2 separate regions of the Homo sapiens genome follow, and region 1 is linked to region 2. The links are chromatin loops, found by intact Hi-C in ENCODE. Cell type or tissue: PC-3. All regions are shown on one strand. Each heading gives the region's core, and the rest is flanking DNA. Links, peaks and the distances in the headings are about the cores only.

The links. A loop is a pair of places that touch in the nucleus more often than their neighbours do. Peaks named below come from ENCODE experiments on the same cell type or tissue, not always from the same donor. Only the 100,000 strongest peaks of a DNase experiment are listed, where the experiment ranks them.
Region 1: a loop joins it to region 2, with 6 times the contacts of the local background. A loop is called at or near these places in 2 of 110 quality-filtered maps.

Annotation. Positions count from the first base shown.
Region 1 is chr12:93,222,138-93,237,942 of GRCh38, forward strand. The region is part of intron 2 of LOC643339 (a long non-coding RNA gene); the gene reads right to left. Among named protein-coding and RNA genes, the nearest start is that of LINC02412, 56 kb to the left of the region's middle. RefSeq lists a silencer at 9,802-10,002. In PC-3, for the core only: no CTCF peak of the experiment used is centred there; a DNase peak (open chromatin) is centred at 7,484; H3K27ac peaks cover 1,453 bases.
Region 2 is chr12:93,135,325-93,151,129 of GRCh38, forward strand. The region is part of intron 3 of LOC643339 (a long non-coding RNA gene); the gene reads right to left. Among named protein-coding and RNA genes, the nearest start is that of LINC02412, 31 kb to the right of the region's middle. RefSeq lists an enhancer at 67-136 and a silencer at 6,609-6,769. In PC-3, for the core only: no CTCF peak of the experiment used is centred there; a DNase peak (open chromatin) is centred at 9,957; H3K4me3 peaks cover 670 bases; H3K27ac peaks cover 927 bases.

The DNA of each region.
Region 1 (15,805 bases), core at 3,961-11,960, 86 kb after region 2:
TTGCACTGGGCACCCTGACAATCCAGTGATTGTGCATGTGTCCTATACCTAGTCTCATTCCAATCAGCCAGTGGCTGGCAGAGAGGGAGCAGGAGAGGAAGGGTACCCTGCCCTTTTAGCAGGGGTTCTGTGTGGGCCAGCTTTCCTTGGCAAAGCTACAGAAACTGGGATTGACTTGGGTAACACAAATGCAGACTAGTTTGAAACCATCAAAAATGATACTGTAAAATAATATTTAATGACATGAAAAAGTCCACTAAGTTAAAAAATAAATATATGCATTTGTATATATGCACTCAAAGTCTAAAAGAATGTTCATTAAATTATTAACAATTATCTTGAGAACCAGGAACAATTTTAACTTTCTTTTTTATTCCTTTTTGTGTTATTTGAACTTACAATAATAAATGTATATATTTGTAAATGTTAAAAAATATGTAAATGTTTTCTCTTTTGGAAAGAAATAAGAATCTATGCATACCATTTGATGAAGCCATATTATTATTATTATTATTATTATTATTATTACTATTATTATTATAGATGGAGTCTCACTATGTTGCTCGGACTGGTCCAAACTCCTGGCTTCAAGCAGTCGTTTCACCTCAACCTCCCAAAGAGACATATTATTTTTTAAATTTATCATAAAAAATAAAGATGAACTTAAAAATATAGCCAGGAAAACATTCATTGCCATATTGGCAAGATAAAATTTCAAATAAAAGAGTCCAACAACACAACATTGAATAAATATATCCATCAATGGATATTTTGTAATTTTAAATATATTTTATTTTAACAGATATGACATGGAAATATGTGCACAATATATTAATTGAGGGGAAAGTTACAAAACAATAGAGTATGGATCTGTTTTATAGTTAAAATTCACGTTAAATATATTTACGCCTAGAAAATAATCTAAATTTAACAAAAAGTAGGTGGGATTATAGATTATTTTAATCACCTTAAATTTATGTATCTATATATTTTTTATTATCCTACAGTGAACCTTCATTACCTATGTAATTGTTAGAAATAAAGGTGGGGGTTTGGGGGCTTTATCTGGTTGGGGTTTTCTTTTCTTTTCTTTTCTTTTTGTTTTTTTTTATACAGATGAGGTCTCACTAAGTTGCCCATGGTGGTCTTGAACTCCTGGCCTCAAGCTGTCCTCCTGCCTCGGCCTTGCAAAACATTGGGATCATAAATGTAAGCTACTGTGCCCAGCCTTGGGTTTCTATTTTATTTAAATATCAATGGCTCTCATTGGGATTTAGGAGTTTTCTTTTTTGTCATCTCACTTGACCTTGCTGAGAGCACATGGGAAAACCATCAGCAGTTAAGGTTGTATAGTCCCAAAACAAAACAGACTAGACTAACGAGTGTACATTTTAATAGAGAAGGCAGAGGCAATTTCTCAATCACCATATTAGGTTTTCTTAATGAGTGTTCATGTATTCATCATTGAGTGGCAGATTGTCCCCAGAGCCTGGTTCTACTCTATAAAGTCCTGTGCGCCTCATATCCATGGTAACAAAATATCTGAGAGTTTTTATTTGCAAACTTGGCAGGCTGCTGGAAAGCAATGGTGAGGAAACATGAATATTCTAAGGTAGTACATTATTTCACAGTAGCTGTAATATGAAAATTATACCTTTATGAAAAGTATTATCTTCCTCAAAAAACTGAAAATAGGATTGTTACTGGTAGCTAATCCATATGGGTCTGCAGCAACCTCAATTCTTGCCACCACAGAAGAAAGAATTTGAGGGGCATAAGGCAGAAGGAGAGACTGAAGCAAGTTTTAGAGCAGGAGTGAAAGTTTATTAAAAAGCTTTAAAGCAGTAAAGAAAGGAAGGAAAATACACTTGGAAGAAGGCCAAGCAGGCAGCGTGACCTCCTGATTTGGGGTTTTATAGGTTGGCGTGCTTCCAGGATCTTGCATTACTTCTTCTCACTCCTGAGATCTTATTGGGAAGCTGCTGATCAGTTTCAAATGTTTTCTATCTATTAGGAGACTGCCTTTCCCTGGCAGGAGCTGTAACCAATTATTACTTTACAGAAACAGTTAACGATGTTGCCCAACACTCCTGGTGTGTGTGTGTTGCAGGGGCTGGGGCCCTCTCCTGCCCTGCTCATACCTCACTATCTTCCCACTGTAACAGGGTTACCATTGATTTGGCAGTTCCACTTCTAAGTACCTACCCAAAAGAATTGAAGGCAGGGACTTGAATAGATATTTGTACACCCATGTTCATAATAATATTATTTACAGTAGCCAAAATATGGGAGTAACCCAAATGTCCATTAGTGGATGAATAGATAAACAAAATATTATTTAGTCTTAGAAAAGAAGGAAATTCTGCACCTGCTACAACATGGATGAAACTTGAAGACATTATGCTAAGTGAAATAAGCCAGCCACAAAAGGGGAAACTGAGTATGATTCCACTCATCGTGGAACTAGCCCCTCACTCAACATTGATGTAAGATTTGTCCATGTGAATACCTGTAAATCCAGTTAATCATTTTAACTAGATAAGTCATATTCATAGAGACAGGAAGTAGAATGGTGGTTGCCAGGGGCTGGAGGGGAGGAATGAAGGGTTAGGGTTTAATGTCTACAGAATTTCAGCTTTGCAAGATGAAAAAGTTCTGAAGATGAATGGTGGTCATGGTTGTACAATAACATGAATGTACTTGCTACTGAACTGTACACTTAAAAAATAGCTAAAATAATATATTTTATGCCATGTAAATTTTATAATTTTTAAAGAAAAATCTATATAAACTAAAAAATCATTGTCAGGCATGTAATTTCTCATGTAGCTCATTTAGCTCTAAGATATATTTCAAAATTGTCTTCTTTCCACTTCCATGGTCCCTGGCCCAGTTCAGACCTTCTTCCTCTTATATGACCTGAATTACTGTAATGGCCTCCAGAACTTGGCCATGTCTTTCTCCCCTCCAACTCATTCCTTTACCTATCTCCAACTTTATCTTTCTTTTTCCATTTTATTTATTTATTTCAATAGCTTTTGGGGTACAAGTGGTTTTTGGTTACATGGGTGAAATGTACATTGGTGAAGTCTGAGATTTTACTACACTTGTCGCCCAAGGAGTGTACTTTGTACTCAATATATAGCTTTTTATCCCTCATCCACCTCCCACCCTTCCCTCTTCTTAGTCTCCAAAGTCCATTATACCACTCTATATGACTTTGCATACCCACAGCTTTGCTGCCACTTACGAATGAGAACATATAGTATTTGGTTTTCCATTCCTGAGTTACTTCACTTAGAATGATAGCCTTCAGCTCCACACAAATTTCTGCAAAAAACATTATTTCATTCTTTTTTATGACTGAGTGGTATTCCATGGTGTATATAGATCACATTTTCTTTATCCACTCATTGGTTGGTGGGCACTTAGGTTGTTTCCATATCTTTGCAGTTGCGAATTGTGCCTCAGCATTATCTTTCTATTATCCTTTCATTTACGAATTTTTTTCAGACCCACAGAAGATAATATAAGCACCCACTTACCTGCCACTCAGATTCTTAAAGATTATTATCAGTCACATCTTTTTTTGTATTCTGTGGTGACCCCATTTCTCTCCTTCCCCAGAGTAAAAACTATTCTAAAGCTGGTAAGTATCATTCTGTCCATACTTTTACACTTTTATAACATACATATATATGTGTGTATACATATTTATGTGTTGTCTGTACATGCATATGTATATATGTATATACTCATATAATATGTATATATGTATATGTATATATGTATATACTCATATAATATGTATATATGTATATACTCATATAATATGTATATATGTATATACTCATATAATATGTATATATGTATATACTCATATAATATGTATATATGTATATACTCATATAATACATAATATGTTGTTTCATGTGCTTTAAAAATCTGACACAAATGCTATTATGCACTATACAGCTTTCCTCAACTTGCTCCTTTCACTCAACATTGATGTGAGATTTGTCTGTGTTGGAACATGTAGACCCAGTTTATTTATTTTAACTGCTCTAGAGTATTCCACTGTAGAAACAGTACCATGATTTATTTATCCCTTCCTCTACTAATGGTCATCTAGGTTAGTTTCCATTTTTTGTTTTACAAACAATGAATAATCCTTCCAAATATGTAAGTTCCTCTAGGGTGTACACCTGGAAAGGCAATTACTAGATCTTAGGATCAATGAGGAGCATTTGGATACAGCAAGGGAAAACCTGGCTCACAAAAGGTCTAGAGAAGAATGTTGCTGGAATTGATTCAATGGCTAAGAGATCAGTGCCTTTATTAATCTTTTGACCTTCCCTTCATTGTCTCAACATGACTATAGCAGTTCTAAACACCACTTCCTCAGACCATACTCAAAATCAGGCAGTGAGGGAGAGTACATAAAACCATCCAGCAGACATCCTATTTCTCATTGGCTAGAAATGAGTCACATAGCAACCACTAGATGCAAGAGAGAATGGGAAAGTTAGTATTTGGGTTTTCCAGCCTCTACAGTGGGAGATGAGAAGGGAGAAGTTGTTGGAAATGGCTTTTGGGTACCCAACCAATATATCTACCACATCATTAAGTTAACTAGATATTGTGAAATTGCTCATTCAATATAGTTGAACAAATTTACACAGCCTCAAGTAATATATGAGTTCCCATCTCCCAAAATTCTGTCGATATTGTTAGATGCTTTATTTTTTGCCAAAATAATAGATGTCAAATTGTATTATCTCATTGTGGCTTTAATTTGCATTGCTTTAATTATTAGTGAAATACAGTGCCTTGTCAAATGTTATTGATTATCTAGGGTTCCTATTCTACAATTTCCTGATTATATGCTTTATCCCTTTTCCCTTGAGTTTTTTTGTCCTTTTTTTATTTTGTTAAAGAAGTTATGTTTTTTTAAATATAGTCTAGATACTGGTATTTGTCAGTTTTATGTGTTGCAAATATCTTCTCCCAATTAGTGAATTTCTTTTAGATTTGTATATAATGTCCTTGTCTTTATGATTTACATTTATTATGGTCTTGTTTTAAGAAATCTTTCTCTACTGTGAAGTCATAAAGACATTTCCTATATTTTCTTCCTTCATTTTTTAAAGTTTCTGATCTGACAAATAGGTCTTAAATCTCTCTAAATTGATATGTTCATATGAACGGATATTCATTTTTCCATGTGAACTATTTCAGCATTGTCTATTGAATAATTCACAATTCATTGATTTACAATGTCTTTCCATCATATATTATCATATATGCTTGAATCTGAGTTTATATGTCAGCAATAAATTTTTTAAATTGTGTTATTTAAATAGTCTATACCTTTACTAATTTTTGGTCTATTTGATCTACCAGTTTCTGAGAGAGATATGACAAAATCTCTTCCCTTTTTATCATAAATTTGTTGATTTCTACTGGTCAAATTTTTCTGTTACATATTTTGAGGCTAAGTTGTTGAATGTATGTAAGTTCAAATGTAGTAATATTTTCTTGGAGACATGTACCTTTTATTAATGTCTTCTTTAATCCCCAAGAATGATTATTGTCTAAAATTTTTTTGACTGATGGTGATATTGTTAATGCAGCTTTTTTTTACTCAGTATTTTTGTATAATTTTTTTCCATTCTTTGATTTTCAAATTTTTGTGTCATGTTCTAGAAGTGTACATTATATTCCTTTTTCCTCCCTATTTGAATGAAAACTTTATGTTCTGTTTTATTATTTTCATAGTTACCCTTTAATTTTGAGCAATACTGAACTAAAATTCTAAAATTAATCAATTTCCCTATTGCTCTCTGGAAAAAACTATTAGCTTCTTAAAATACTTTAATTCTAATCCCCCCTTCCATTTTCCATGCTATTATTGTCTAGCATTTTCATTCCCCCTTGCTTTAAAACCCTCTAAACATGTCTACGTTTGAGCAGTCAATACCCATGTAGACTTATCAGCATGTTTACCAATTTGCTTGTTTACCATTCTTGCATCCTACTCTTATGAGGTTATTATATCCAAAGTATATCCATTAGCAATTCTTTCAGCAATGGTTTGTGACTCTCAATGTTTCATCTTTCTTTGAAAATCTCTTTAGTTTGCCCTCATTTATAAATATTTTAGCTCAGTATACAATTCTAGGTTAACAATTATTTTCCCTCAACACTTCGATGGTATGAGTCCACTGTTTTTTGACATCTATTATTGCTGAAAAGGTACTGCTGTAAGTCTATTTACAACTATTGTTCACTAGTTGGTAGCATGTCTAACATTTTATAGCTATGAAGTTTTTCATTTTTGCCTTTGGTACTTCACTATGGTATGTCTAGGTGTGAATTTGTTCTTAGTTTTTATTAATGCTGCTTTAACCTGAGAAGATATTTTTCTTCAAGCTGGAAAATTCGTCATTATCTTTTCACACACTGCCTCTCCTACACTTTTTCTATTCTCTCCTGAAACTCTTATTAGATATCTATTGTACCATCTCATTCTATTCTTCGTGTTTTCATCTTAGTTAAGTAAATTAAGATATTTTCATACCTTTATTTATTTTTTTTCTTTCTCTAAGCTGTATTCTGGATGATTTCCTTGAATCTGTTTTCCAGTTCATTAATTTTCTCTTCAACTCTATGTAATCAGATATTAAATCAGTCCCAAATGGGTTTACTTTCAATGAACATAATTTTCATTTCTAGAAATTCTATTTGTATCCTTTTCAAATATATGAATTTTACATTAATGTTGCCCTATTCTTTCCTACACTTTGAATTTCTTATTATTAAATTATATTTATTTAATAATATTAAATTATATTATATTTATTATTATTAAAATATAAATATTTTAAAAATATTTATTATATTCTCACTCAGATTATTCTTTCATCTCAGTTTGTTGGGATGTTATTTTTCCTATTCATTGCATCTGTTAGTTATCTTACAGTGTTTTGTTTTTTATGTAACTTGTAAATATTCTTAGCATTTTGAATTCATTTTCACCTGGAATTGCCTTTTCTAAGGGAATGGTCTATATCCTGAGTTATGGGTGCTTATGTGCAGTACCTAATAAGAGGTGAAAGTTTCCCAGGTCCAGGAACAAAGTACAGTAGTCCCTTGTTATCCATGGGGGATACATTACAAGACCCCCAGTAGATGCCTGAAATTGCAGATAGTACGAAATGTTATATATACTTTGATTTTTTTCTATACATACATACCCATACCTATGATAAAGTTTAATTTATAAATTAAGCACAGTAAGAAATTAACTTTCTTTAGCATATATTTGGCTTTTCTTTGGCATATCAAAATTGCCAGCATCACTACTATTGGCCTTCGGGGCTGTTATCAAGAACAATAAGGTTTACTTCAACACAAGCACTGCAGTAATGTGACAGTCGATCTGATAAGCAAAGGCTACTAAGTGACTAACATGTGAGTAGTATATACAACATGGATATGCTGGAAAAGGGATGATTCATGTCCTGGGTGGGACAGAGTGAGATGGCATGAGATTTCATCATGAAGCTCAGGACAGTACACAATTTAAAACTTATGAATTATTTATTTCTGGAATTTTCCATTTAATATTTTTGAACTACAGTAGACTGTGGGTAACTGAAATTACAGAGAGTGAAACTGTGGATAAATGGGGACTACCGTATTACAGAGGTAGCAGGAGCTGGCCACAGAGTGTTGCAGGGGGCGGGGGGTCATCATATGTGCCTCCAGCCACAAGGTATCCTTTTTGGAATTTGACAGTGTATAAATATCATTACTATTATACCCTAGATTTTCCTAATACAGTCATAATTTCAGACATTGTCAGTCCTCATGTTAAGCCAGCGTTTTTCGCTGCAGGTTGTGAAGTATCAGTGGGTTGTGGAATCAATTTAGTGGGTTGACCTGCAGGGCTTTTGTTTTTAAAATGAAATGCAGATTAAAATAGAATAGGAAATGTCAGAGTTGCATTATGTAAGAGGAAGTGTTGGGATTTGAAATGTTTTGCAGTTACAAATGTATATGCATGTATGTGATGAAAAATGTATTTCATGCTGTGGGTCATGGTCAAAATTGTTTGAAAGCCTCTAAGTTAGATAATATGTCCAGATATGAGAATTAGAAAAAATGGAATAAATTATAAATTAGTTGATTTTGTTAAAGTATTTCTATCAGTAATCAGAGAAGCCAGCAAAACATGGTGGAATGCAAGTCCTTAGTGTTCCTAGTTTATCACTGCCCTTTTCAGAAGCATATTTCTTTCTGAATTCACTCCAACGTCTCCACAATCTCGATAGGATTTTCAGCTCTCTTTTGTGATAATCACGTAGAAGTATGTCTGTATGTGATTATCATAAAAGGAAAGCCTAAGTAGTAAAGAATATCAACAAATAGCAGATTGCTTTAATATTTTAGTCTACTTAAGTAAACAAGGATTTTTCCTACCCCTCTGGCTCTTTAAACTTATAAGCTTACATGTTGATATGCCTCAGAAAATTTTATCTTCTCAACCTCTTGGGTTAAGAGAGGCCTAGTGAGGACAACATGGGCGGTCGACACGCTTGCCCAGGATGAAGCAGTCAGCTAGTTGATACCATGTGAAACCATGGGACCCCGTGTTAACAAATCTAATTTTCAAAGAGAAATGAGAAATTTTTATTTTTATGTGAAATATCCTGTTTTTAAATGTTGGGGCCAGGTGCGGTGGCTCACGCCTGTAATCCCAGCACTTTGGGAGGCTGAGGTGGGCAGAGCACTTGAGGTCAGGGGCTCGAGACCAGCCTGGCCAACATGGTGAAACCCCATCTCTACTAAAAATACAAAAATTAGCCGGATGGCTGGGCACGGTGGCTCATGACTGTAATCCCAGCACTTTGGGAGGCCGAGGCATGTGGATCACCTGAGGTGGGGAGTTCAAGACCAGCCTGATCAATATGGTGAAACCCCGTCTCTACTAAAAATACAAAAATTAGCTGGGTGAGGTGGTGTGCGCCTGTAGTCCCAGGCACTCAGGAGGCTGAGACAGGAGAATTGCTTGAACGCGGGAGGCAGAGGTTGCACTGAGCCGAGATCACTCCACTGCACTCCAGCCTGGGTGACAGAGCAAGACTCCATCTCAAAAAAAAAAAAAAAAATTAGCCAGGCATGGTGGCACATGCCTGTGGTCCCAGCTACTTGGGAAGCTGAGGCAGAAGAACCACTTGAACCCGGGAAGCAGAGGTTGCAGTGAGCCAAGATCATGCCACTGCACTCCAGCCTGGGTGACAGAGCGAGACTCCATCTCTAAATAAATAAATAAATAAGTGTTGGAAATTTATTCAAAATAATTTCAAACACTGTGAAAGACAATGTGTCCACAGGCAGCCCCATTTGTGATCTCTTCCCCCAGAAGCATACTAGATAAAACTTCACAACGATTACTCCTCAGAGCCTCCCTAACTTTACCCCATTCTCACCTTCCCTCCCTCACCCTCACGTCAACTGCTCTCCACTTTGAGTTACTAACGCAATTGATATGTGCCTCTGTTACACTGCTTATGACATTATATGGTAGTTATGTTGTTGCTGTTTGCTGTTGTTTTCTTTTAACATATCCATCAGCTCTGCTAAAAAATAATTAATAATTCAATGTGGAATCCTGAGGTTGGGGCTGTCATAGTTTGAGGAAATCAGTTTGAATCCCAGCCCTGATGAGACAACTTTGGGTGGGTTTTCACATCTAAAATGTGAGTGAATTATAATAATGGATAACATGGTTGTTGCATTGTCAGCCTTGCAGGAGAAGCCATCACCTCGAATTCACATGTGCAGGGGACACTGCAATAGAACTTTCTTTGCCTTGATGTAAACTGATGTCAATTGGACAGATGTTTCTTGGATACCATCTATTCCCTTTTGCTGCAGCCTCTTAATGGCCCTCTCAAGCTTCTCAAACTAGGCATGTTCCATATGCTGGGAAAAGTCATGCTCTGTTTGACAGTCACCTTCCGAGGGCCTCTGATAGCAGAACTCGGTGAGGATTATGGAGATAGATTGATGGGGAGATCAGCCATCTTGCTGCCACACACACCTTGACAGAGAGATTTACTGCCTCTCCAATATCGCTTCCGAATCAACTTTTTTTTTTTTTTTTTAATGGGTTCTCACTCTGTCGCCCAGGCTGGAGTGCAGTGGCACAAACATGGCTTACTGCAGCCTCAGCCTCCTGGGCTCAAGGAATCCTCCCACTTCAGCCTCCCAAGTAGCTGGGACTACAGGCATATGCCACCACACCCAGCTAATTTTTGTATTTTTTGTAGAGACAGGGTTTCACCATGTTGCCCAGGGTGGTCTCAAACTCCTTGGCTCAAGTAATCCACCAGCCTCAGCCTCCCAAAGTACTGAGATTACAGGCCTGAGCCACTGCACCCAGCCCAAATCAATTTTTGCTGTTCATTCCCAAGAGGAGAAAACATTAAAAGGTTTTCCTTTTTTCCATTTTTCCTTTCTTTTCCCCTCAACCTCCCTTCTTCACCCTTATACCATCCTCCTTCCTTCTGGCACTGGTTCCCCCTCAAGCAAAAAGATAACGTGTACCTCCAGGATTCTTGATAATCAAACACCATATGATTTCTATCAGCTGAATGCCTGGCAAAGCAATACTTCCCTCATCAAAAATTAAAACTGGAGTGGCATTTACTTTCCTCCAATATCACCTAAGAAGTTATAGTAGGACACGAAGCCAGAAACTTCTCAATCTCAGCTTTTAGTTGAGATTATTTTGCCCATTGGATTATGGAGCTCTTTCAATGGTGAAGTTAGTAAATTTAAATTATCGGGAAATTAACCTTTAACCCCATTGAAATGGTCAGAGTAATTCTCAATCTACAGAAGGAAAAAACAAAACATGGCAACTGAGTGATTTGTTCTATTACAAATCCTGTACAAGGAATAATTTGGAAACTGGGTGGCTTGTTCCAACTGACTATAAAAGTTGAGCAAATAGTCAAAATGCCTATTATGCTAATTTTTCTTTTTTTCTGGATTCTATGCATAAGGCCAGTGTGAACTTAAAGCTCTAGTTCTTTCATGCCTGTAATAAACCAAAAGTTTCTGCTCAGAGCAGAGTACAGAATTAGAATTGCCCATTTGTCCTTTTTTACTATTCTTTTAAGACTTTTGCAGGTTCACAAATGATATAACAGGACACTCATGAACGCTGAGCTACAGCAACAGAGACACATGTGTATCTGTAGTCAGACCTTCCCACAAGGCTTCAGGAAGAAACCTTGAGTGCAGACTGATTTTTTTAAATTAAGATTATGGGTAGTAGGCCAGGCGTGGTGGCTCACGCCTGTAATCCCAGCACTTTGGGAGGCCAAGGTGGGTGGATCACAAGGTCAGGAGTTTGAGACCAGCCTGATCAATGTGGTGAAATCCCATCTCTACTAAAAATACACACAAAAAAAATTAGTTGGGTAGCGCGCACCTGTAATCCCAGCTACTCAGGAGGCTGAGGCAGGAGAATTGCTTCAACCCGGGAGGCAGAGGGTGCAGTGAGCCAAGATTGCGCCACTGCACTCCAGCCTGGGGCAACAGAGCAAGACTCTGTCTCAAAAAAAAAAAAAAAAAAAAAATTATGGGTAGTGGGTGGAATATTGAGAGTTTATATGAGCCAGGCACTTTCTAGATGCTTTATAAGGTCCCATCATCTTCACAACAACTCCAAAAGGTAAATACTAGCATTATTTGCATTTTGCCAGTAAAGAAAATGAGGCATAGGGAGGCTGAAAGGCCCCTCTACTATGTGTCTGAATTGGAACCAGGAAGGCCCATTTCAAAGCCCACAATCTTGAACACTCCGCAGGCTAAAGCCTCAGAACCATGTCTTTCTCTCAATCTGGTTGGTTAGTGATGCAAGAAAATGGATAGTCACATATACCTTTGTGTCATTTATATTCCTTTTGTGGAGAAATATGCTTGCATTTATTTATGACAAAAATCTGGCTGGGTGCGGTGGCTCACGTCTGTAATCCCAACATTTTGGGAGGCTGAGGTGGGCAGATCACCTGAGGTCAGAAGATCAAGATCAGCCTGGTCAACATGGTGAAACCCCATCTTACTAAAAATACAAAAATTAGCCAGGCATGATGGAACATGCCTGTAATCCCAGCTACTCAGGAGGCTGATACAGGAGAATTGCTTAAACCAGGGAGGCAGAGGTTGCAGTGAGCCAAGATTGCACCACTGGCTCTCCAGCCTGGGCAATGGAGTGAGACTCTGTCTCAAAAAAATAAATAAATAAACATAAAATAAAGTAAAATAAATAAATAAATAAAAATTAAAAAATCTAGAGTGGCTAACCTAGATGGAAGTTTGCCTGTGGACACACGAAAGGGGGCTGGCCACTCCATGGTTTTAGGCAGGTTTCTCTAAGGGGACAAGGTTTGAGAAAAGCTCTCAACAAAGAGAAGGATGGGGGTTGGCAGATGTGGAAAAAGAGCTTCCTCTTGCCTGTTCCTGGCACCTCGGCCCCAACCCAGATGTAGAGAGCTTGACTTCAGAGACTGCTGCCAACCAGGCAGGAATGGGGCCAGGGGTGACAGCTGGCTTGGGAAAGGTGGAGGCTGCCCAAACTTTAGGAAAACTCTTTATCTTGGCAATGGCAGGTCTTCCCATTCATCATGGAAAGGTAAATATAGGAAGCCATGAGATAACCATCTGCTAATGAGGGTTTACTTTACTAAGGCAGTTCTTACTTACAGATCAATCCCTGGCAAGTAGTTGGTATTTCCCATTGTTAGGGAAAATAGATTTGTCCTCCAAGATACTCTCAATACTTCAAATCTGACACTAAATAAAAGAACAAACAGTGTTTTCTATGCTCACACTCAGCACAGAACACTTCTGTGACCAGATGTGTGGCCTGTTCCCATGCCAGACAATTCTCCAATTCCCACGCCAGACAATTGTAGGACAACTGGGTGTCCTACAATTTAATTCAATTCAGACACTATGTACCTGGAAGTAGCGTCAGATCCCACAGGTTCAGGGCTCAGTACCACAAGACTTCTCCCCACCTCTCCCCCACACTTCAGACACCAATCATGAGCCCAAGTTGTCACTGGTGCCTCTGACTGATTGGCTGTAAATCAGAGCTTCCCAGAACCCATCTCAGGTTCCATCGTTTCCTAGAATGGCTCACAGAACTCAGAAAAACATTTTGCTTACTAGACTACCAGTTTATTACAAAGGGTACTGATAGGGACAGGAGGCAGAGAAATTCTAGGCAGAAAAGGGCAGGGTCCCTGGTGAAGCCCCACCTTCAAGCATGGAACCATAACCTAAAGTGAAAACGTGCATTCCTGCTTTCCCGCTCAAATGTTGCCTTTTCCAAAACCACACACGGCCCTCTCCACCCCCCATCCTGTACCCATAAAAACCCCTAACCCAACTGGTGGAGGGCAGAGAAGGGGAGAAGAGAAGAAGCAGATGGACGTCAGAGACTGCGGTTGCACATCAGAGAGAAGCAGCTTGACTTTAGAGGGACAGCTTGACGGTGTTGCTTCAGAGAGGAGTCCAGCTGGGTATGGCTGTACTCCAGGGGAAGATCACCTTCCTGCTCCATCCCCCTTCCAGCTTCCCTTCCCACTGAGAACCACTTTCATTGGCAATAAAATCCTCCACATTCACCACCCTTCAATTCGTTCATGCAACCTGAGTTTTCCTGGACACCAAACAAGAGCTTGGGTGCCACAAGTGCAGACACTAAAGGCTGTTATGCTGATCCTCTGCCCTCATGAATAGGTAGAGGGCCCACTGAACTGTTTAACACTTAAGGCATCTGTGGACAGCAATGCTAAAAGACCACTGTAACACACGCCCTCTGGGGCTTCATGGGTCACAGGGACCACACCCCCTCTCCGCCCAGATGCTGTCACAGGGCCTCACAGAGTTTTGCTCCTGCTGGCGCCCAAAAACGCTTACTCCAGCTCCTGCACCCGCTCACCTGCATGCTCCCCCTCCCTCAAGGGGTTAAGAGCTGCAGGCTGAGTAAGGGAAGCACCCCATCACAAGGGTCAAGGGAAATTTCTTGTCTCAGTACAACTCAGAAACAGCCAGATGGAACAGATATGTTGCCCTTGCATATGGGAAGATACTGGACACAGGGTGCAGAGCTTCCTTGCCCTCTCCAGGTATGCCACCCACCAGGCACCTCCGCAAGGTCAGCAACCCACAAACTCTCTGAGCCCATCCTTCTGAGTTTTTAAGGAAGCTTCATTACTGCATAGGCATGATCGATTACATCACTTGCCATCAGTGATCAACCCCCTCAGCCTTCAGCCCCTCTCCCCTTACCTGGAGGTAAGAGTTGAGTGGTGGGGCTGAAAGTCCCAACCCTCTAATCACATGATTGTTTCCCCTGGCAACCAGCCACCCTACCTCCACCCCACCCTGCTTGTCCAGAGGCCATCCAGAAGCCCCCAGCCTTCAGTCATCTCATTAACATACAAAAAGACACTTATCACTAAGGAAATTCCAGGATATTTAGTTAGTTAGTTAGTTAGTTTTTGAGACAGAGTCTCACTATGTTGCCCAGGCTGGAGTGCAGTGGCATAATCTCGGCTCACTGCAACCTCCATCTCCTGGGTTCAATCGATTCTCCTGCCTCAGCCTCCCAAGTAGCTGGGATTACAGGTGTGCACCACCATGCCCAACTAATTTTTGTATTTTTAGTAGAGACAGGGTTTCACCATGTTGGCCAGGCTGGTCTCAAACTCCTCAAGTGATCTGCCCACCACGGTCTCCCAAAGTGCTGGGATTACAGGCATGAGCCACCACACCCAGCCAATTCCAGGGGTTTTAAGAGCTGTCTGCCAGGAAATGGAGGCAGTGACCAAATATATTTTTGTTACTATATCACACCATGTACATTTTTAAAGGCCTGAGTGTCATTTCTAAAGAAAGGAGGGGGTAGTAGGGGCTGTCAGAAGTGGGTGCAACATTCTAAACACAGTTGCCCTCACTGGCATTATAAATCATTGCTGTTCATTTTTAAATAACTGTGCACAAGAAAAAAAAACAGCTTTAGAAACCTTTACAAATTTAGGTAAACTTGTCTGGAGTTTTTGGTTGTTTCGTTTGTGAAAAGCTGTTTTCACAATCCCAAGCATTGATAAATGAAAGCTACAGCATGCCTGCATAACCCAGGAAGGCTCTGGACAGATGACCTAGCTGAGAATGAGCCAGCACTTGTATCCACAGTTTCTACCTTCTAAAGATAGAAATAACTGGGCACGGGGCAGGGAAGGGTGTCCCACAGGGACATTTTGACCAATGCTAAAGAAATAAAGAGGACAGGAGCCCCCACCACAAGTTCAGCCAGATTCAGCCAGATGAGAATGGTAAGTGGGACTTCAGGGGAGCCAGAGCCAACAAGAGAGAAGTCCTCGGTCATGAGGGCATGAAATCAGAGGGACACCTTAGGGTGGCCTATTGGCCAGCTTTCAGTGTCCCATTGAAAAAGCATGGGTTGTTCCAAGCCACTGAGCAGCTGCCCTAGGGAGCATTCAGATACTTGCCCAATAGTCCACAGGGTGACCCACATTTTTGTTGCTGTTGTTGTTCTTTCAAGAGGATTGAGCAAGGCAGTCGACTGACAACTTGAAACCCAGCCCAGCTCACTGGCCTCATGGGGGTAGACCAGCCTGCTTTGTGTAGTACATCCAACTCTAAACTAGATTTCCTTGCTTCCTACTGGGCCAGTCCAATGTGATGCCCATGTCTT
Region 2 (15,805 bases), core at 5,215-13,214:
AAGCAGACAGCCTTGTACTCTGTTCAGCGGCTTCCCTTGCTGCCTTTCTATAATGAAAAAAGCAGAGACCCAGAACATTCTCCCGTTTCTCTAGTGTTTACCCAACACACACTCTGTGCTACCATCCCCATTTGTGGCTTCTTTCCTATTTGCTCTTGTAACATGAGAAACAGTGTGGAGGTTTTATGCTTGTTTTGTAACCAGCTATAACCATTTCCTTTTCTCTGCCTCTGATTATAAACACATTTCCTTCCTGGTAACCATTGAAAATCTATATCTGACCAGGTTGAAACCAAATGAAGTCATTTTGGTTCCATTGGTGACAACCAATTAAATATAATTCTGTTTACATTTAGAATGGGTTGTAAATTTAAGAAAATGATTTAAGCCCTACTTAAAATATTTTTTGGCTCATAAAACCATGAAATCATTTCTGTAATATGAGTAATCAAGAAGCTTCATATTTACATTTACCTTTAAATTGCTCTAAAAGAGCCAGAGACTGGACATTAAAAACAAACAAACAAAAGATTCAGAGTCTGCAAGGAAGCTATTTCACTATCCCCATGCTGCGAGCTGGTTAAGCTCTTTAGCTCAGATAGCCCTATTTTCTCAGGGAGCAATGGAAAAAACAGATCTCCTACTTAAAAATAACAGTAAAAACAAGAAACACACTGCACTATATTGGTAAACCTCAAACTCACGTAAGTCAGTTACCTGCCCCGATGGGAGTTTAGAAGTTGGTGCTACTACTCTTAGTACTGCCATAAGATGTCACCAGAAAACAGGACCCTGAGTTCTAGGAAAAGGGATAAGAATGGACAACAGGTGGGAGCCACCAAACTATTCCAGGCCGGATGACAGAAACCTTAAAAGAAAAGTTCCAAATACAATTAACTGACCAAACCCCTCCACACAGTGGAGAGGCTTCATAATCAATAAAGACAACTTCCCACCTCTGAGCACTTACAACAAAGATGCAGATGTATCTTTGGCAGTGGACTTTTTTTTATTGAGTTCTATCTCCTTTTCTTCACAAGCATGTATTAAGCAAGTTTTATGTGTTATACTTTCACTGGGTGTTGTGCAAAGACTAAAAAGTCATCAGCTCTGCCCCATAGTGGGTGGTTGTTAAATGTTGTTAAATGAATGGATCTGTGAATATATGCATGTGTGAATGAATGAATAAATAAAGCTTATAATATGGTTATGGGAGAAAACACAGCTTTAATTTTCTGTTACTTGTCAGGGTGGTGTGTACAGAACACAGTGGTATGCGTGACCAGTTCTACCCAGGGTAGTGTGGCAAGATCTCAGACTTGAGGTGACAATTGAATGGGCGTTGGTCAGATGAAAGGAGTTTAACGTAGACAAGTAAAAGACCACAGAATGAGCAAAAGCCTAAAGCAGAGATCAACAAACTACAGCCTGTGGACCAAATCCCATCTGCTGCCTGTTTTTGTAAATAAAGTTTTATTTGGGCAGAGCCATGCTCATGCATTTATATTTTTTCCATGGCTGCTTTCACACTACAATAGCAGCATTGAGTAGTTGCAACAGAGACCACATGACCCAGGAAACCAAAAATATTAACTATCTGGCCGTTTACAAGTAAATGTCTGCCGCCCTCTGGCCTAGAGATATGAAAGAGCTGAATATTCAGGAACCTGTAGGGAAGTCGTAATAGCTGAAACTTGTAGTCCAAAAAGGGGCTCAGTGAGAGAAGAGACAAAACGGTGATCAGAGGCCAACCCTGAAGGTTCTTCTGTGCCATATTAAGAAATTCAGTTTTGCCATCGCATGTTCTCACTCATAGGTGGGAAATGAACAATGAGAACACTTCGACACAGGAAGGGGGACATCACACACCGGGGCCTGTTCTGGGGTGGGGGAAGTGGGGAGGGATAGCATTAGGAGATATACCTAATGTAAATGACGAGTTAATGGGTGCAGCACACCAACATGGCACATATATGCATATGTAACAAACCTGCATGTTGTGCACGTGTACCCTAGAACTTAAAGTATAATAATACAGAAAAAAAAGAAATTCAGTTTTGCTCCTTTAGGAAATGGGTAACAAGAGCAATTTTGCTTTTAGAAATATCTCTCAGGGATCAGGATAGACGAGAGAGATGCAAGTTTGCAGCAGGAGATCAGCTCTCCAAACTTCACATCTTATAAATTCCTTGATTCAACAAACATTGAAAAGCTTAATGCTGTCATTATGCCTCTTGCTCTATCCTTGGGAAACAGAACCTGGCACACAGACATGCCCAATCAATATTTATTGAATAAAGGAATTAAGGAAAGAAAAAAGACAATATTGTAATGGCATCATTATTAAATGGTTTTCTGAATAGGCTGCCTCTGCTATGAGACAAATAGCTGAGATTCTCACAGATTTCCAGTTTCCATACTAGCAGGCATTGAGATCCAGGCAAAAGGAGGTTAATAGTGAAACACAAGCCAGAGAGAAATTCCTCCCCTTCATCTCTGGTGCCAACATCATCAAATACCAGTCACTGGCCAAACCTGTGTTTATTCCATGCCCTGTGGCCTAATGAGAGGGGATGGGACAAGAAGCAGCTCTGCTAATAACTGTCATGAAAATAATAATATCACTTGGCTGTATGCGGCAACTTTCATTGGAAGCTCTTGAATCAATTTTTTCCTCTTGCATAACTATTATTTCCATTTTATTTCCACTAAAGGAGAAGCCAAACCACAGAGTGGTTGTGACTTGCCCAAGGTCATGGAGCAAATCAGAAGAGCAGTTTTTAAAAGCTGAGAAGGATATCAGGGGATGTAAAATCCAGTTGCCTTCCCAGCCTAGAATGGGCTGGGTTCATGACTCAGTAAGACACATGGCGTTACCTAAGCTCAGTGTCTCTGAAAATGAGTCACACTAAGGGAGACTCAGGGCCTGAGGGGCTGTGTCAGACATACGTTTTCAGTAGTCACTCATTGTCCCTGCCCATCAGATTTTAACGTCTGTCACCGAAGCCCATCACAGACAGGGCCTCTTGGGAGGTTTAGCCTATGGAACTGGGAAGGTCTGCCTTGGGGGTGTCTGTCTTTTCTGGATGTTTACCCAGCTGTCAGTTCCTATGAAGCCCAGGTCTCCCCATTCCATTATCCATCAGGAGCCCATGGCTGGGGTAGCTGTGGCTTCCACTCGGTCCATGATGATTCTGGTGTTTGCCTGTTGTCCCAGCATAATTACTAATAAATCTTTTTTTTACTCTAAAAAAATGCCCCAGTTTGGACCATAAATTAATTATATGGTCACTCTAACTGACAAATCAGGAAGCACCTATGCAGAAACCAAAAGCCCTCTTTTCATCATGATGATTCTATCTCAGCCACTTTTGTTTCATGGACCTAGAATCTTGAACTTACAATAGGCCCAAACTCCCAGTCAGTTAAGGAATCTCCTCTGAGCTATGTAAATGCTCCTGGTCATAGAGTTAGCTACACAGCCCATAGACCAGTTAATTACTAATTGTGAATAATCACTTCCTTACCTTGTACCAAAATCTGCCTTCCATATCTTTTATACAATGATCTTAGCACTATTCTCAAGAAGCTGAAAAGTCAATTCTCCCTCCTGTCCCATAAGAGAGCCCCCTTAAGTCCTCCGTTGTACAGCCCAAACACCACCAACCATCAGGAACAAATTCTAAACAGCATTTAGGAATGTAGCTTTGGAGTCAGACATACCTGGATTCGGATCTGGGCTCCATCACTCCCTAGCTAGATAGCCTTTGGTAAATACTTAACTTCTCCAATTTCACTTTCTTTGTCTGTAAATTTTGAACAAACATTAACTACTTAAGCTAGGCATGACTGGTTATGGAACCAATAGCTAGTTCTCCTTTCTTTCTTACTAACAAGGGGCTCACTTAAATGCTCTTGGATTACCCAACTTCCTTGCAGCTAGATGTGGTCATGCAACACAGTTCTGGACAAGGAGCTGCAAGTGGAGGTACCAGCTGGAGTTTCTGAGAAAGCCTGTTAGAGGGCACACATCCAGCTTGCATTCACCTTGTCAGTTTGTGCTACTTAGCTTCTCCCTTCTTTCAAATACTTCCTGCCTAAAAATTAGTTGTGAAGCACAAAATAGAACAGCTATGCTGCATACATGAGGAAGCAAGCCTCCAGCAAAAGAGACTGGGTTCTTGATGGCACCATGGGGCCTGCATACTCACTCTGAAGTGCTTACAGCTGGACTTCCTATTACATGAGAAAAATAAATCCCTCCATTGGTTAAACCATTGAAATTGGGTTTCTGCCACTTGCAGTCAAATGAATCCTAAATGACACATACTTCAGAAGGTTGTTTTGAACATAAAATGAACTTACTACAGTGCCCAGCACAAAACATATAGTGAATGGTTTGCTATTATCACTATCATAATTATTATCATTGCTACTCATTGCCATAGACCTTAGAGAGAGGGGCAAGAACATGTAGCTATAGCAATCCTTCCAACCTCTGATAGCACCAGTACAAAAATATCTGTGATCTCTTAAGCACACACAAAAAAGTCAGTTGCTGATGTTTTGACAAGTGCATCTCTGTTAGTGGCTAATGAAGCCAGTTCTTCAAAGCACCAGATCCCGAGAGCACAAAGAAATGAAATTCCACCTGGCTGGCAGGTCAGGGAGCAAGTTCTTTCCTGTAGTGAAGGGTGCGCCTGGTTTCCTCTCTGGACAGGGGATCCATCCATATTGTATAGTGCATTTCCTGGAAGTGCTGTCTTCTCTGAACGACAAGCAAAGCACAACACCTTAAGGATGTCATTATTTCATGGAAAGAGAGTTTCTGCTCAGAAACCAAAGCCACACCTAAAACCAGCTGAGCATAGGAGCACATGTTCAAATGGAGCACTGGGAAGTGGAATTAGCTTTCTATAACCTCACTGAAGCATCTGCCAAGATCAGACAAGGATGGGACTAGCTATACATTCTTCCCTGGAGTCCATCAAGCCACAGATTTGGGTTCACGGGGGCCTATCATGGTATTCATCCCACCTCCACCTACTCCCTACTGCACTCTGCAGATATAAAGAGTGGTGAAGTGGGAAAAAAAAAAAAAAAAACAACAAGACAAAACAAAACATCATAAATTTCAGAGTTCAACAGACCTAGGGTTCAAATTCCAGTGGGTCACTTCTAAACTGGGTACCTTTGGACAGACCATTTGCCCTTTCTGAGCTGCAGTTTTTGTATCTGTAAAACAGATAAGAGTTTCACAAGTTTGCAGAGGATTGAAGGAGAAAGTCTGTGTGGCAGTACCTGGTACAGGGTTATCATGAGTCCTTCTTTCCCTATCAGCAGGATGGTCTTGGCTGACTTTTTGTATTCATCACCCAAGCCCAAGGAGTGGACCCAGCTCAGGTCACTGCCACCAAGGGCAGCTCGTTTGTTGCCTTCTACCCCGTGCATCATCATCCAAGTTTTTGGGCCACACTTGGGGAGCCAAAGCCTTCTCCAAAGCTGAGGTCATAAAGCAGAAAAAGACAAAGCTCTGCTTTCAGAGAGCAGGTTTGGTTGGCAGTGAGCAAACCACCTCTCTATAGCCAATCTGCCCTTGGGTATGGGAGTGAGTCCCCAGTAAATCCAGCAAAAAGTGGCTGGCCCGCTCAGCCCTCCCACCTACCACAGCCACGCGCAACACCTGGACAAAGATCTAAGGCCTGGGAAGCAGCTTTGCCCAGCCTCTCCATCTCCGGGCACAGCCCCCTTGGGGCACAGCCTCAGGCAGGATGGAATATGACAGTCACAAGATTCACACCTCAAGCCACAAAACATATTCTTCTCCCAACGTCACCTGGCAGGTGTCATCGTAGTTGGTTTTATAGCTACAGTGGCAAACACAGTGTTTTCTTCACCTCTGTGTCACAGGAATGGCCACTGTTACTCTCCTCACTTTTAACCACTGGAGTATCTAGGGACATTTGTCAACAGGGTTTGTGGATATTGAGACTGACCGGATATTCATACATACATTTCTCTGTAACTCCATAAGCTGGCAACATAAGACCATGCAGAAACCAGAAATTTGGGGTCCATACATAATGGCTCCACACAAAATGTGTTTTGTCACAGAGTATAAGAATAGATAAACTAGTAATAGCAAACAATGTGCTAACTGTACTGCAGGCTCTGTGCTGAGCATGTCACTTTCTACAATTATTATTATCTCCATTTTACAAAAAAAAAAATCCCTTGAGTCTTCTTGGTGTGTTCTAGATATTAATTCTTTATAGGTTTAGATATTATAAATCTTTTCTCACTCTGTCACCTTTTTGTTAACTTTGCTTGTTGTATCTACCCTTTACAGAATTTTTAATTTTTAAAATATAGTCAACTCTATCAAATTTTCAACTTATGGCCAGGCATGGTGGCTCATGCCTGTAATCCCAACAATTTGGGAAGCCGAGGTGGGCAGATCATTTAAGGTTAGGAGTTTGAGACTAGTCTGGCCAACAAGGTGAAACCCTGTCTCTACTAAAAATTCAAAATTACCTGGCCATTGTGGCACAAGTCTGTAATCCCAGCTACTGGGGAGGCTGAGGCAAGAGAATGGCTTGAACCCAGAAGGCAAAGGCTGCAGTGAGATGAGATGGCATCACTGCACTCCAGCCTGGTCAACAGAGTGAGACTCCATCTCAAAAGATAATAATAACAATAATTTCAACTTATGGTTTGTGTAATGAGTACCTTCTTTAACACCTCTGATATTTTAGCTTTGTAATTTTACTTTTGCACTGAATTCCTCTTTGGCATATGCTTGAGATAGTGAACGAATGAGCTGTTTCTCCACTACCAAGTAGTAGGTTTTAGGCAATCCATCCCTTCCCCACTGATTGATGGTGCCATGTTTATCCCAAAGCAGGTTCCTATGTAGACTCAGGTCTGGCTCTCACTCTTTGCTCTTTCCCTAGATGTATTTTACTATGTTCTTGTTCCATACTGATTTTATATGGAAGGGTGAGTTCCTTCTCTTTGCTCTTCTTTTTCAAAATGACTTAGGCATCATGAACATTTATTCCTTCATATGAATTTTAGAGTAAGTATGTTGAAGTCCTAAAAAAAAGACTTGTAATAATTTTGTCTGAAATTACATTGAATGTATAGGTTAATTGTGAGGGAAATTAACATATTTATATTTCGAAGATGTGGTGTATATTTCTATGTATTCAGATCTCTTCAAAGCAACAACTGAGTTTTAAATTTTTCTTGGTAAGTTCTTTGATAGGTTATTTCCTACATACTTTAGAGTTTGGGAATCATATCTTATTTTTTAAAAAATATTTTTGAGATGGTTTTGATAAAGAATAATAATTCTTAGGCCAGGCACAGTGGCTGATGCCTGTAATCCCAGCACTTTGGAAGACTGAGGTTGGAGGATCACTTGAGGCCAGGAGTTTGAGGCCAGCCTGGGTAACATAGTAAGACCCTGTTTCTACAAAAAAAATTAAAAATTATCCAGGCATGGTAGTGGGTACCTGTAGTCCCAGCTATCCAGGAGGCTGAAGTGGGAGGATTGCTTTAGCCCAAAAGTTCAAGGTTGCAGTGTGCTGTGATCTCACCACTTCATTCCAGCCTAGGCAACTCTGTCTCAAAAAAAAAAAAAAAGCAAAACAAACAAACAGAAAAACAATAACAATTGTTTAAAAGTGATCAGGTATTCATCATCTCTGCTGAAGTCTCTTATTCTATTTAGTCTATTGATTAAATATGCTGATACAACCTTTTATTTCTTTTTTCTCTCCTTTTCCTTTTTTCTTATCTTCCTGTCTTGCCCAGAAACTGGGTAAGCGTTATATATATATATAAGAAGCACAAAAATACGCTTACTTCAAAAAATATATAAATGTGCTTACTCAAAAAAATATATATATATGCTAACTCCAAAAGCTAATAACTTATCGAACTTCTACTTGAACTTTATTCCCAAAGAGATGAACATATTGAAATAACATGATTAACCCACAAAGCTGATAAAGTGTCCATTGACTTAAATGTTCCTCCTTAGTTATGTGCCAAGCATTGTGCCTCTGTGTAACAGCAGCACAGAAATGGCAATATACAAAACAATTAACAGTTAACTGTTGCTAAACAGTAACAATGAAAGCAGGTTGTGTCTAAATTTTCTTTTAAATCCCATTGTGTGACCCTTTACAACTTTCAAATAACTTCCATACCCATTACACCATTTGTGTTTCATAAACACATATTAGTAGGGAGAACAGGTATTGGCTCATTTTATAATTAACATTCAATATGGTTGGGTTTTGGAGGATCAAAAACTAGAAAGGATCAAAATTCATATTCAGGTCTTTAAAGCTTCAAGTTCTCTCACTATAACAAGCTGATTTATATATAAACAAAATATATAAAACTACGTGATTCAATTCAGTAACACTGAATTTTCATTTAAATCTCATTCCATCCTGAAAAAGATGATCTGATATCATCCTATCATTTTTAAAGAAAACTGTATCAGCTGATATTAAACGTCTAAACATTTTCAAGGTGTAAGAGCCAGATGACCATATCAATTAGGGTTGTAATTCTACTAAGAATTTGGGTCTATACCATGGCAAAACAGTCAGTTAATTTGGTCAGTTTAGGTAAACAGGTCAGTTTTGTGGGAGGGAGGGAAATTGGGTAAGAAATATTCATCACATTAATTTTACTAACATTGCAATACAACTAAAAATGTTATTTGGTTGGGCATATTTAAACATTTAAAAGCTGCTGTAAAGATAATATTGTTACCTCATTTTTATAAGAAGAAAAAACTAAGTAAATCCATTTCTTGGGTGTGCAAAAATAGCCCAAGGGGAAGTGACAGACCTGTGAACAGAACTCATGAATTAAACCTGAGCTTGGTCTACCAGTTCTCTGTAATCAAGCCCCATGATTCACTCATGGAAATCAATGCCTCTTAAACTCACTGAATGACAGACACCTCAACAGACACACATCTGTGGATTCCCATAGCTCCTTTAAAAGTAACCATCAGGAAGCAATTAGGGAGTGCATCTGTCTCTAACAGTCAAGGTATTTTTCCTTCCATTTCTTGCATCTTCTCTTAGGGAATGTGTAACGGATCGTCCTCTCTTAATGGTGCTGTTACTTGGAATATACAAAGTATGCTGACTTGTGAAAGGGTCCCAGGCTTAAACAGCAGGAAAACACAAATAAAGCTGTATTCAAAGAAGATGAATCAAAGTATCTCAGAAGAGGAAACCAGAAAATTGTAATCTTTCTTAAATGCAGCTTTGTGAGCTGAGTAATAAAATACAATAATGTAACTAAGCAGGAGGCTTACATAACTGAAAAAATGAGGGGCAAGGAACTGTTCCAAATCCATTGTACTTATTAGAACCTCTGATTTCCTTTGAAATGGCACATGCAATAAAATTTACTGTGAGCTAGCTAACAAAAAAATCTCATTTTTATGGGAAATAAGTATTGTCAGAAAAACGAATAGATTCTATTTTAAATCCTGAAGATTATAAAATTGAGGTTTTAATAGATGAAGAAAAAAAAAGGCTCCAGAACAGAGGCATCATGGAGGCAGTGATTTCTATTTAATCTTTTATCTGTAAGAGAAAAAAAAATCACCTCAATTGAAACTAATATAGTTTTCTGTGGCAGAATATACCACGATAGCTAATAATGCACTGGCTGTCTGTATTAAGTGAATTTTCTTTTTGTTAAAAAAAATCAGTGCTTGTTAAGCACATGAACTGTGCAAGTTTATATCTGGCCAACTCCTGTCCCCGCACCTGTTCATTCAGGCATTAGCCCTAAGGACTTACAAAGCAAATGAATGTATCCGTAGAGCAATGGGTAAAAATAAACTGAACTATTCTTTTAACACTATCAAAAATGATCTGACCAAATAGAAGATCACATTTCACGAGGTAAAATAGCCAAATGAGATGTTTCCTCACGTTTTATGATTGGTTTGGCTTATTCACTGCGTATGAAATAGCTGACCTTCATTCCAGGAGAATGAGCAGCAACCAAATTTAATGCTGTTTGCTCAGGGGTTCAAATCTGGTTTAGCTGGTTTAATTGCCTCTGAGGCAAAGTTTCTAAATGTGCTACTGTTACACAGAGACCCAATGCTTGGCACATAACTAAGGAGGAACATTTAAGTCAATGGACACTATATCAGCTTTGTGGGTTAATCATGTTATTTCAGTGTGTTCATCTCTTTGGGAATAAAGTTCAAGTAGAAGTTCGATAAGTTATTAGCTTTTGCAGTTAGCATATATATATATTTTTTGAGTAAGCACATATATATATTTTTGAAGTAAGCATATTTTTGTGCTTCTTATATATGTATAATGCTTATTTTATATATATATAAAATATATATTATATATATAAATTATACATATATAAAATATTCTCTATAATAAGAAGTTCCCGGCTGGGTGCAGTGGCTCACGCCTGTAATCTCAGCACTTTGGGAGGCCGAGGCGTGTGGATCACGAGGTCAGAAGTTCAAGACCAGCCTGACCAACATGGTGAAACCCCATCTCTATTAAAAATACAAAAATTAGCCGGGTGTGGTGGTGCACGCCTGTAATCCCAACTACTCGGGAGGCTGAGGCAGGAGAATCGCTTGAACCTGGGAGGCAGAGGTTGCAGTGAGCCAAGATGGTACCACTGCACTCCAGCCTGGGTGACAGAGTGAGACTCAGTCTCAAAAAAAAAAAAAAAAAGAAGAAGAAGAAGAAATTCTCCAGGACAGACAATTATAAAATCAACTAGTACTGTCACTCCCTGGCTCACTATTCTTTAGCCATATTGGCAATGGATTCCTTGAAAAACCTAGATGTGGTTGACTGAATCATTGTTCACAATTTTTCACATCTTTCCTATATTAGATAATGTATCCACATTCATCTACATTCTTCCAAAATACCATCCGCTATGGGTAAAATATTTTCCCCATCCCACTGATTTTGGGCTGGGCCATGTGGCCTCCTTTAGCCAATGAAGTGTTCCTGAACATGTTAAGAGGCCTTAAATGTGCTTGTGTGATTCCATTTGGGCTCTTGTGCTCCTGTCATGTGCTATGTAAGAAACATGTTCCTGGAAGCTATTGGTCAACACAGAATGAGTAACACACAAGGGAGACCTGAACCCTGGAGTCCAGCCAAGCCCCACCAGTTGCAGCTGGCTCACAGACCCATGTGGAAGGAATAAATGCTTATTGTTTCAAACTAGAGTTGTGGATAGTTGGTTGTAGCACACTGCTATAGCAAAATGTCATCTCAGTGCCTCAGCACATTCCCTTCCCTCTACCAGAAATCATCTTCCACGACCACTCTTTGCCTAGTTAATTCCTACTCATGCTTCAGAATTCAGTTTAAATGTCTTGACCACAGGACAGATGTCACAAACCAGATTACCTGCCCCTTCACATCCTGGGTTTCCTATTTTGTGAGATTCATCACTTTTGCAATGTTTTGCTTCATGTCATTCAACTAGAATATAAGCTTCTTTAAGCGGTGGGACCACAGTATATTTTTCATTGGTATTATTCTTAGCACACGACACACAATGCTAATACAAAGTAGATTTAATAAATATTTGTTACCTGATTTTTAAAAAAGGCCATGTGGTTCTACTACTTAAGAGTTAGAAAAGAAACTTAATTTGTATGAGTTTTGGTTTTCAGCAACTATAACATGAACACAATAATACCTATCTCCTAAAACAGTGAGGATTAAATAAACCAACCATTAAATTTAATGAATTTGAGGAAAGACTTGTAAGTATCTGACACATGGGTGCATAAAAGGCATTTGACAACTGACAGCTTTTATTATGGTTGGAAAGATAAATATATTTGCCCTCTGTCTAAGAACTTGATTTATTTTAAAGAGATATTTTTGCAACTCAAAAAAGAAAAAAATCAGATTAGGTTGCAACTTATGATTATTTAATTTGGACATTTCAAAGTATCCTGTTTACTTCCCAGGCTCTGAGTCCCTTTTAGAAGCACTTTCAGGTAGAATTCAGCTAAGAAGAAACAGGTTGGCGATTGATACTTGGTTTATTTCAAACATTTGTCATTAAATGACTCTATCCTTTTAAAAAAGAATGAAATTCATTTTTGCTATTTATGTTTATTTCTATTTGTATTCCTTCCCACCATTTTTGCTATTTAAAATTTTTTCCCTGCTTAATTAATTTTTTAGAGTTGGCACTTACTTATTTTCAAAATGTTTTTCTTCATTCCTACAAATAGCTTTTGGAATAGGATTTTATACAACCTAAATCAGTTTTTTTCTTTTGCCAAAAACAATATGTATCCACTACAAAAAAATTAGAAAATACAGGTAAGTGTAAGGAAGGAAGATTTAAATGTTTGTAATCCTGCCACCCAGAGATATCCACTGAACATTCCTCCAGATAGTTTGATTCAAATGCATATATTTAATAATGGTGGAATTATGTTGTACATTTGCCCTTTTGAAGTTAATATTTCATTTAATTACCACAATTATCTTTCTATGCCAATAAATATTCATCTACATCTTTTATTAGTAGCCTTCCATCATAACATCATTTACCTGAGCAATTCCCTATTGTTGGAAATTTAGTACATTTTACTTTTTTCTTTTACTGTTATCAGCAGTATCTTCATGAATAAGTGAAGAGATAAAAATGAGTTACTCAAACCTTTAGAAAACACCACTTAATGGGGTCTTGCAGTTCAGAGCAGAACAGATCATTATCCCAACTGTAATCCAACCCTTTCCTTGCATTTCTTATTGTGAGTCTAGGACCATCATTGGAAAATAATCAAGTTTGGTAGGTGGGCTAAACTAGAATCAGAGAATTTGAGGCAACACTTTCATTTCTGGTCTCAATAATGAATGTGTAAACCAGAACCTACAAATCGACTCATGATCAAAAATATCATAACAGAAAGCAGGAATTCTGAAATGGGAATAAAGGAAAGAGAAGGAGACCTACAGACCACTGTTGCTCTCCCTATCTGCGGCTACCACGTCCATATTTGTTTTGACAAACACTCCTTTACCACAATCGGGTCTCTGGTATCATAAGCACTGACTTTCCCATTTTACAGATAAAGGCACTGAGGCACACACAGAGGGGCTGACAACAGTGTCCACAGTGCCACAGTTAGTAGCACAGCCAGGGTCTGAGCCTGTGTGTTCTGCCTCACAGACAAGTGCTCTTTTCATGCTCACAGAGTTCTCAGTAATACTGGGAATTATTCAGAAGAGGGAACAGGACGCAATGCAGCAGGGAGATTAGCAGAAACATAATTCTCCTGAGAGTCAGCATGGAGGTATTTGTTAGCTACTCAACACTGGTCTAACATCCTCGGTAAGAGGATCATAAATACCTCTATCCACCTCCCTAGGGCAATATGAGCATTATTGCTTATTTAGAAATTTGTCCCTGTAAGAGCTTTGATATTCTCAAAGGAAAGGTGCTGCCAAAAAGTGAAAATATTTTCTATGCTTCCACTATGCACGTGAGAGAAAGGAGATTTGGATCAGGTAAAAGAAGTATTGTCAGGCACATAAATTCTTTATCTAATCATATTAGGATAATACTCCTGAGCTCCTTGAATGGAGGCATCATGAGTACCTGCTGCGCTTAGCACATACCTTACAAAACACTGAAAATCTTACTCAACACAATCAGAACTGCTCATTAATGAGCTCATCAGTAATGTCAGTCAAGAAAAAAAAAAGGGGATACATTTATGTTGTAAATGTAATCAGTCGACAGGTTCTTCCCGCCTGATGCACAGAAGAAATCAATTCACTGACACCATGGTATCGGAATAAAGGATGAGTTTAGTTAATGCAGGGCTGCCCAGTGGAAGGACTGGCGTTATCACTCAAGTTGGTCTCCCAGAAGGCTCAGAGGCTAAGGTTGTTCAAGGATAGTTTGGTGGGCCAGGGACTAGAGAATGGGTGTTCCTGACTGGTTGGGGATGCAATCAGAGGAATGTGAAAAAATTATCTTCATGTGCTAAGTCTGCCTCTGCGTGAGGGCCACAGGACAGGTTGAGTCATGAGTCACAAGTCCAGGTGGGGTTAGTAGATTGCCAGAATGCAAAACCCTGAAAGACATCTCAAAAGACCAATCTTAGGTTCTACAATAATGATGTTATCTATAGGAGCAATTGGGGAAGTCATAAATCTTGTGACCTCTGGCCACATGACTCCTTAGCAGTAAGAGATGATAGAAACTCTGCCTATACCTTAGCAGAATCCAGGCCCCTTCCATAATCCTAATCATGTGGCTTTTCATTAGTCTTGCAAAGGCAGTTTCAGCCCCTGAACAAGGAGAGGATCAGTTTTAGGTAGGTACTATTATGATCCTTGTTTCAAAGTTAAACTATACACTAAATTCCTCCCATGGACAGCTTGGCCTACACCTGGGAATGAATGAGGACAGCCAGCCTGTGAGGCTAGAAGCAAGATGGAGTCAGCCATACTAGACTTTTCTCACTGTTGTAATCTTTGCAAAGGTGGTTTCATAAACATTGTATTTTATTTTATTTTTTAATCTTTTTAAGATGGAGTCTTGCTCTGTTTCCCAGGCTGGAGTGCAGTGGTGTGATCTCAGCTCACTGCGACCTCCATCTCCTGGGTTCAAGTGATTCTCCTGCCTCAGCCTCCCAAGTAGCTGGTATCACAGGCATGCGTCATCACACCCGGCTAATTTTTTTTGTATTTTTTAGTAGAGGTGGAGTTTCACCATGTTGGCCGGGATGGTCTTGAACTCCTGACCTCAGGTGATCTACCCACCTCAGCCTAGCAAAGTGCTGCAATTACAGGAGTGAGCCACCGCACCTGGCCCATAAACATTATATTTTAAATTAAATAAATATAAATGTATTTACCAAACTGGTGGAAGGCCATGGTTCTTTCCCTCACTATAGATTCACTGGCAAGGGTCCAATACCACCTTTTCTGGCCTAAACCACACCCATAAGATCTCATTTTTCATTTCCAACTTTTCTTTCTTTGTAGGGGGTCAGAACTTAAAGACACTCATGAGCAAAATACTGTAGAGTTTATTATTTTTCCTAATCTCTTACTGTTAACTAATTTAACATTAGTCTTTCCAAAGCATTCCATTTAAATGTCATTTTAATAATTCTCTCTCTCTTCACCCTCATGTTATTAAAGTAATATTAAAGTAAATAGCATAATTTTAATAACAAGTAAAACCAGCACAAATATGTCAGGGAACAAACAATTCTGATTCTCATAAAGCACAAAACTCAACTCCTCAAAGAAGAAAGGGATCAGTGAGGACAGATGGACAGCTCTGTTCAGTGTGTTTTGAGCACCAGCCCAAGCCTTACAGAGGGAATGGATGCTGGTTCCCTCTATGAATCTCTTAAGTAGAAGTTGGTTTAAAGAGTGCCCACCATAGTTTTTTTTTTAAATTAGTTAATTATTAATATTAAACAGTGTATTTGTGGACAATGACAGGTGACAGTCCCAGGTAGGAGTTTAAATCATATGTATCCATTCATACTCAAAGTTTTAAAATCCCATCCTCCCTACCCAAATAAATTTCCAGAGTCTGTCAACTTGCCTGTCTACATAATAGATATGAATTCACATTATCCTGCTCGTAGGACCATAAAAGACCCAGTTACTCACCAGGGAAGCCTCTTAAGATGAGAGGGAAGAGCTAGAAGAGCAAATTAAATCTCAACTTTTATTTTCTTCCTACTACTTACAAACATTGTAAGCTTTCT